Regions from separate parts of the Homo sapiens genome. Here region 1 is linked to region 2. A link is a contact called in ENCODE Hi-C or POLR2A ChIA-PET data. All regions are on one chromosome and are shown on one strand. Each heading gives the region's core, a stretch centred on a gene start or an enhancer-like site at or near the end of the contact. The rest is flanking DNA. Distances are from core to core; before and after follow the strand shown. Region 1 overlaps TOM1 (target of myb1 membrane trafficking protein). Region 2 holds the start of LINC01399 (long intergenic non-protein coding RNA 1399).

The links. A loop is a pair of places that touch in the nucleus more often than their neighbours do. ChIA-PET counts read pairs that join two places held with the same protein, here RNA polymerase II (POLR2A). Pooled maps may share reads with other maps.
Region 1: a pooled map shows a loop between it and region 2 (5-fold over the local background). The contact joins the enhancer-like site here to the promoter of LINC01399 in region 2. A Hi-C loop is called at or near these places in 3 of 50 pooled maps. POLR2A ChIA-PET finds 5 or more read pairs at or near these places in 3 of 52 experiments (PC-9, naive thymus-derived CD4-positive, alpha-beta T cell and naive thymus-derived CD8-positive, alpha-beta T cell).

Annotation. Positions count from the first base shown.
Region 1 is chr22:35,329,359-35,333,032 of GRCh38, forward strand. TOM1 (target of myb1 membrane trafficking protein) reads left to right here. Exons shown (of 15, transcript NM_005488.3): 8 at 989-1,122; 9 at 3,623-3,656. Among named protein-coding and RNA genes, the nearest start is that of MIR3909, 4.4 kb to the right of the region's middle. RefSeq lists an enhancer at 1,002-1,502. Within about 2 kb of position 1,402, at least 22 of the 41 ENCODE cell types and tissues checked have a DNase peak (open chromatin) inside an H3K27ac peak, as active enhancers do.
Region 2 is chr22:35,229,324-35,232,672 of GRCh38, forward strand. LINC01399 (long intergenic non-protein coding RNA 1399) reads right to left here and starts at 1,733. Exons shown (of 6, transcript NR_126356.1): 1 at 1,675-1,733. It overlaps LOC105373017 (a long non-coding RNA gene), which reads right to left. Exons shown (of 4, transcript XR_938210.3): 4 at 3,320-3,349.

The DNA.
Region 1 (3,674 bases), core at 152-2,651, 100 kb after region 2:
TAGAGGAAAAACTAGTGAAACCTGAATAAAGTCCGCAGTTTAGTTAATAGTATTTTACCAGTTTTAATGTTTAATGGTAGTTTACCAGTTTTGACAAATGCCAGACTAAGGGGAAGCCAGGGTCAAGGGTATATGGGAACTTGTGGTACTATCTTTGCATCTCTTCTGTAAATCTAAAATTATTCCAAAGCTAAAAGTTTGTTTAAAAAGACAAAAAATCAGGCAGTGAGAAAAGTGAGGCAAAAACTCGAAATCGAGGTTTGTGGCTAATGGTTGCAGTCATCTAGTTCATTCTGTATGCTTTGGTTGCAAAAATCACAGCATACCCCCAGAAGTTGTGGTTTGTTCAGCCAGCCCCCTTTGCAGACTCAGTTTTTTTTTGACTAAGCAAAGATGGTGGCACAACCTTTATTCTGGAATCTGCACGAAGCCAAGTTAAACCGGCAGCACAGTTGGACATGTTGATGGTTTCCTGTGGATTAAATTTTAGCATCTAACACTTGGAAGTGAAGTTCAAGTTCATGTTTGTAGAACCCAAAAAGCTGTTCCGTGGAACCTTGAAGTCCAGTTTGGGCACCTCACCCTCCTCCAAGGCTTGTGCAGGGGCTGGAGGCCCGTGCATTAGAGATGGCCTCACTTGGCCAGGCGCGGTGGCTCACGCCTGTAATCCCAGCACTTTGGGAGGCCGAGGCAGGCAGATCGTGAGGTCAGGAGATCGAGACCACCCTGGCTAATATGGCGAAACCCCGTCTCTACTAAAACTACAAAAAAAAAAATTAGCCAGGCGTGGTGGCAGACGCCTGTAGTCCCAGCTACTTGGGAGGCTGAGGCAGGAGAATGGCATGAACCCAGGACACAGCTTGCAGTGAGCCAAGATCGCACCACTGCACTCCAGCCTGGGCGACAGAGCTCCGTCTCACAAAAAAAAAAAGAGACGGCCTCACTCTGAGTCATGTGACTGTGGTTGCCTCACTTCCTTTCCTGGCAGGAGCTCAACCGCACGTGCCGAGCCATGCAGCAGCGGGTCCTGGAGCTCATCCCTCAGATCGCCAATGAGCAGCTGACAGAGGAGCTGCTCATCGTCAATGACAATCTCAACAATGTGTTCCTGCGCCATGAACGGTAGCCCCAGCACCTCCCCTGGCCTCTGGCCTACTGCCCCAACCCTCTCCCTTCCCTTCCTCCCTGTTCTCCTGGTCTCATGCCATCTGAGCCTTCTCTCGTCCTCCTCTCAAACACAAGGCAGGCTCCTAAGGGCCTGTGCCCTCAGCTGTCTTCTTCCAGGATGTTTATGAGGGCCCCTCCTTCCAGCCGCCCTGTATCTCCTTTCCAGGGTTAGCGCTGCTGCCTGTGCCCAAGTCCAGCCCTGGGAGATGGTCACAGGTCACAGCTGAGAGCACGGCCCTGCAACCAGACTGGCCTGGTGTGTCCTCGCCCACTCCACCACTTCCTGGTTCTGGGGCCTTAGACAAGTGACTTCACTGCTGCAAGCTACACAAAACATTTCTGGCTAACTTAGGCAGAAAAAGAATTTGTTAGGATAATAATCTTTATTAAATGGGTAGCTTTCAGAATCCAGAGAAAAGTGAAACTGATGTCTCCCAACAGAACAAGAAAGATGGATCCCAGGGCAGCTCAGATGTCTCAGGAGCAGAAATTCCTGGACCATCTCCCCAGGGTGCTGCCATCAATAAATACATCAGCTCAAACACTTGTCCACAAACACCTGTCCACCTTTTTTTTTTTTTTTTTTTTGAGGCACGATCTTGCTCTGTCACCCAGGCTGGAGTATAGTGGCATGATCACAGCTCACTGCAGCCTCAACCTCCTGGGCTCAAGCAGTCCTCCCACCTCAGCCTGCCAGGTAGCCGGGACTACAGGCATGCACCACCACACCCAGCTAATTTTCTTTTCTTTTTTTTTTTTTCTTTTTGCAGAGACAGGGGTCTCACTGTGTTGCCCAGGCTAGTCTCAAACTCTTGGCCTCAAGCAGTCCTCCCTCCTTGGCCTCCGAAAGCATTGGTATTACAGGCATGAGCCACCACACCCACCTGCCCACCTTGTATCATTCTGTTCAAGAGTCACATCCCCAAGAGAGACTTGGATTGGCTGAGCTTCATTGTGCCTACCAGCTGGGGTATGGGAGAGGGCCCTTTGATGGCAGCCCCACCGGGATGATGTGAAATGGGGGAGGAGCAGTTCCTCTAAAGAGTACTTAGGTGCTATTACAAAAGAAGGAGAAGGGCTGGGCGCAGTGGCTCACACCTGTAATCCTAGCACTTTGGGAGGCTGAGCCGGGAGGATCACTTGAGGCCAGGAGTTTGCAACCAGCCAGGCCAACATGGTGAAACCCCGTCTCTACTAAAAAATACAAAAAAATTAGCCGGAGGTGGTGGTGGGTGCCTGTAATCCCAGCTTACTTGGGAGGCTGAGGCAGGAGAATTGCTTGAACCCAGGAGGCAGAGGTTGCAATGAGCCGAGATCGCACCACTGCACTCCAGCCTAGGCGACAGAGCAAGACTCCATCTCAAAAAAAAAAAGGAAAGAGAAGGAGAAGGATTGCTGGGTCTGCAGAAATTGTGTGCCCATCACACCTCCTCTGTATCTGTAAAATGAGGCTTGTGGCATAAGTGAGAGTCCATGAAACAGTGTCTGTAAAGCGCTTAGCAGTCCAGGGTGTCTGATAACTGACATGAGTTATTCCAGCCTCCTCCAGCCCCTTGTTCATTTTTTGTGTCTTTCTCCATCAAAAGACACTCACTGATTGATTCTAAATCAGTGGAAAGTGGGGGGTACCCTGCAGGTCACGTCTGCCTAGCTTCTCCTGCTCGTTGGCCCAGTGGAATGAAAGGCCTCTTCCCTGCCATTTTGGGGTATGGGCTGTGAGGTGACTGAGGGGCCCCATCTGGTAGCAGCTGGTACCCTCAGATATCCACAGTCATTAGGCTTAATATCTGACTGTGCTTTCAAGCTCGCAGTCACTTATACCCATGTCCTAATTTGGGCTTCAGCACTTCAGGGAGGCAGGTGCCTACAGATACTAGACAAGCAGACTAAAGTTCAGAAGGAACATAATTTACCCGAGGTCATGTGATAAGTGACAAGGCCACGACTTGAACAGACCCCACACTAAAGTCTTCTCGATCTATCACACCGGCCCCTAAGTAGCTCCATAAAACAAGATTAGAGATACATGTATCTTTCTTACAGCACTGAAGAGAGCACTAACACACACACACACACACACATACACACACACAAATATGTAATTGAAACAAGTTTCATAAGACAGTCCTTACCTTTACTGCGTGCCATGCATTCCTATTTTCTTTGCTGTTCTAACCTATTCCTGTTTATTTGTTTCATGCTACTCATGACTAAGGTTGCCTTATAATTGATCATCCAAATTGGGACACTTTTGCAAGGGAAAGAGGAGCACTGCTAGTTACCCAGGGACAGCAGGCATGAACTGGATCTGTCCAGGGCACACCAGACGTGTCATCACCCTGATCATAACCCACCGTGTTGATGTTGAGACCCACAGTTTGAAAAGCTCTGCCTGGCCGTGTGTGGGGGCCTGTCTCAGTCTGTCTCCATAACTCGTGTCTTTTCTGTCTTGTAGGTTTGAACGGTTCCGAACAGGCCAGACCACCAAGGTAAAAGTCTTCTTTTCT
Region 2 (3,349 bases), core at 483-2,982:
GCCACTGTAGAACGCCCTCAGGCAAAGAGATACAGGGGCTGCCCTGGAGGTTAGCCAGTGAGCACTTTAGCAGAGACAAGGAATGTAGGTAGGAGACATTGCCCACATCCCAGCATCTGCTAGGGGCTGCCTGAAAGAAAAGGACCCTAGATCTGTGTTTCTGCAGCAGACTCTCTGATCTGCCCCTTAAGTCTAACAGAACAGGGGAGAAAAGACCTGGAGCGAGGCACAGGGTAGGGGGTGGAGGTGCAGCAGCAGGCACTCCCACTATAGCATGGCAAAGATGCGTGAGTCTCCCACAGGCGGAGAGAACACCACTGAAGGACCAAGACTTGAGCAATTTCCACGTCCAAAGATCCTAATCATTACCCAAGGAGACTTGAGTGGCAAGAAGCTGTGGGCTCCCCCTGGCAACGATGGGGGCTAATGGGGTGGTCAGGGCTCCCACAAGAGCTCTTCACGAGGACCTCTGAAGAACCCACACAGGCACCCTGAGAAACAGCTAGCATCCTGCCCATTGCTCCCAACCTTTCCCATCCCTCTCCCGGCGCAGGTCTCTGGGGCTGGGTCAAGCCTGAGCGGGAGGGTGGGAAAGAGGAGCATTAAATGAAAAACCAGATTGAAGTACTTAGCTGCAAATGACCAAAAATCTCAAGGATCTGCCTACGATATTGTAAGAAAGATAAGAGTAGAGCAGAATATGCCCCCACCTGGTTCAGACAGTTCAATACATCCTTGATAACAACCAGCTATTGAGTACCAGACACACAGCGAGGTGTTCCTCAGGGCTGAGCTCATCTAATCCTCTCAGCAACCTTAGGGGAAGGTGTTACTGTCCCTACTGTACAGCTGAGAAGTGTGAGGCTTAGAGAAGCTACACAGTTTGCTCAGGATCATACAGGCAACGCATAGCAGAGTCTAAATTCAAACTCGGACCATTTTCATTCTGGTGCCTTGTTCATCAACTGGTAGGTAAATTATGGTATACCCATACAATAGAATACTAGTCAGTAACAAGAAGAAATGAATGACAGATGCATGACGGAACCTGGATGAATCACAAAAACGTTATGCTGAATGAAAGCAGGCAGACACAGAAGACTACTTTCTGTAGGATTCCATGTATATGAAATTCTAGAAAAGGCAAAGCACAGTGCCAGGGAACAGATCAGTAGTTGCCAGAAGCCAAAGACTGGAGAAGAAATGGGGCATGGGAAGCTTTCTGGGGTGGTAAAAATGTTCTATACCATGGCCAGATTCTGTGGCTCATGCATGTAATCCCAGCACCTAAAGGTGTTAGCAGAGCCAAGGAGGCTCTAGCCATGTGAGGGCATGGGCTGGAGAGGAGGACAGAACTAGAGAAATAAAATGAAATGACAGGTGGTAGAGTTGAGAAAGGGATGGACAGGGAGCAAATCCTAGAGTAAACATCTGACTGAAAAGAGACTTAGAGATGAACTCTAATCCAATGCCTGCCCCCACCTTTAAAGTTGGGGAACTGAGACCCAAAGAGAAGATTAAAGCAGCGGCAGTGGTGCTGGGGGGGCTGTTTACCTCTGTATTGGTCCATTTCACACGACTCTAAATAACTGCCTGAGACTGGGTAATTTATAAAGAAAAGAGATTTAATTGACTCACAGTTCCACGTGGCTGGGGAGGCCTCAGTAAACTTACCATCATGGCAGAACGGGAAGCAGCCATATCTCACACGGCAGCAGGAGAGGACGCTTGTGAAGGAAGTGAAGGGGGAGGAGCCCCTTATAAAACCATCAGATCTCGTGAGAACTCACTCACTATCACGAGAACGGCATGGGGGGAACCGCCCTCATGATCCAATCACCTCCCACCTGGTTCCTCCCTCAACACCTGGGGAGTACAGGTCAAGATGAGGTTTGGGTGGGGACACAGAGCCTAACCATCTCAACCTCCTTTATTTCATTCTTTCAACAAACATTTACAAACAGCTTGTTCTACATAGCAGACAGTCCAAGTCAAACAGGGCAGAGCCCCTGCTCTCCGGGAGTCCACAGCCGGAAGACGGACAGCCAGATGCCCTGGAAATTTACACTTCATGATGCTCAAGACGCTCAATGTCCCAGTCCCCCAGGCTGAGTTACCAAAGTATTGACATAAGAAAGGGGACTACAGATTTGAGGAGCCCGCAACTTATTCAGGAAGCCCTCTTATGGGAAAATGATACGAAATTATAAATGCAAAGTTAGGTACAAAAGCAGAAGGGGTCTGTACAGGTGAGAAGTCCTGAAGCTTAAGCTTCTTTAGCTTTTACAGCAATTCCTTCCCTGACCACACCTGAATTCAAGGGCAAAAACATACTTCTGAACTGGGCCAACAGCGCCCTCTAGCGGACCCACAGAGGAAGGCCTCAAGGAGCTCTGAGCTTTGGACACACCCACGCAGGCAGCGTAAAGCCAAGCAGGTAAATTTGGCCATCGGCTTCCTAGACACTTTCTCATCAGCCCATAGACCTGCCCTTCCTAACCCTAGAGGTGTGCAATTATTATTAGAAGCTTAGAGCTCAGCGTCCAGATGGACAGTTCCTTGTAGTTCCTTGATTTGGGGCAGGTAACTTAACCTTTCCACGTTTGTTTCCTTTACTGCAAATAAGTTGTGTCATAATGAGATTAAGTAAGTACCTACTTCAGAGGATGGTTGTAAAAATTAAATGAGATGACTCACTTTTATGATGTCTCTAAAATTAATTTTAAATAGACTCACTTATAAGTGCTTTATACAAAGGGCACTTTGATGTGTAATTTTTATTATTATTATTATTATTATTATTATTATTGAGACAGAGTCTCTCTGTTGCCCAGGCTGAGTGCAGTGGCGCGATCTCGGCTTACTGCAACCTCCATCTCCCAGGTTCAAGCGATTCTCCTGCCTCAGCCTCCCGAGTAGCTGGGACTACAGGCGCCTGCCACCACGCCTGGCTAATTTTTGTATTTTTAGTAGAGACGGGGTTTCACCATGTAAGTTATTTTTTAAGGAAAATGTATTCACCTGGCCATATTTTCTGCTTCTTCATGAACTCTTCTGAAGAAATTACCCTTACTACACACTCACAAAGGACCACGCAAGGCCCAGTTACACGGTGCAGGGTAGAGACAAGGTGTGTCTGTCTCATCCACCATTCCACAGACCCCTAAAGAGTGAGGTGGGAGTTTATTCATCTCCCCATTCCCCCCAGCACATCCCTGGCTCATGGCCCATCACAGGAAAAGTCACTTCATGGATCAATGTCTGGAGAGGGTACAATGTCGGTGTGAGATGAATGAATACTAAGTGAGTACTCTTCATGTTTTCTTCTAACTTTATATTTTAATATAAT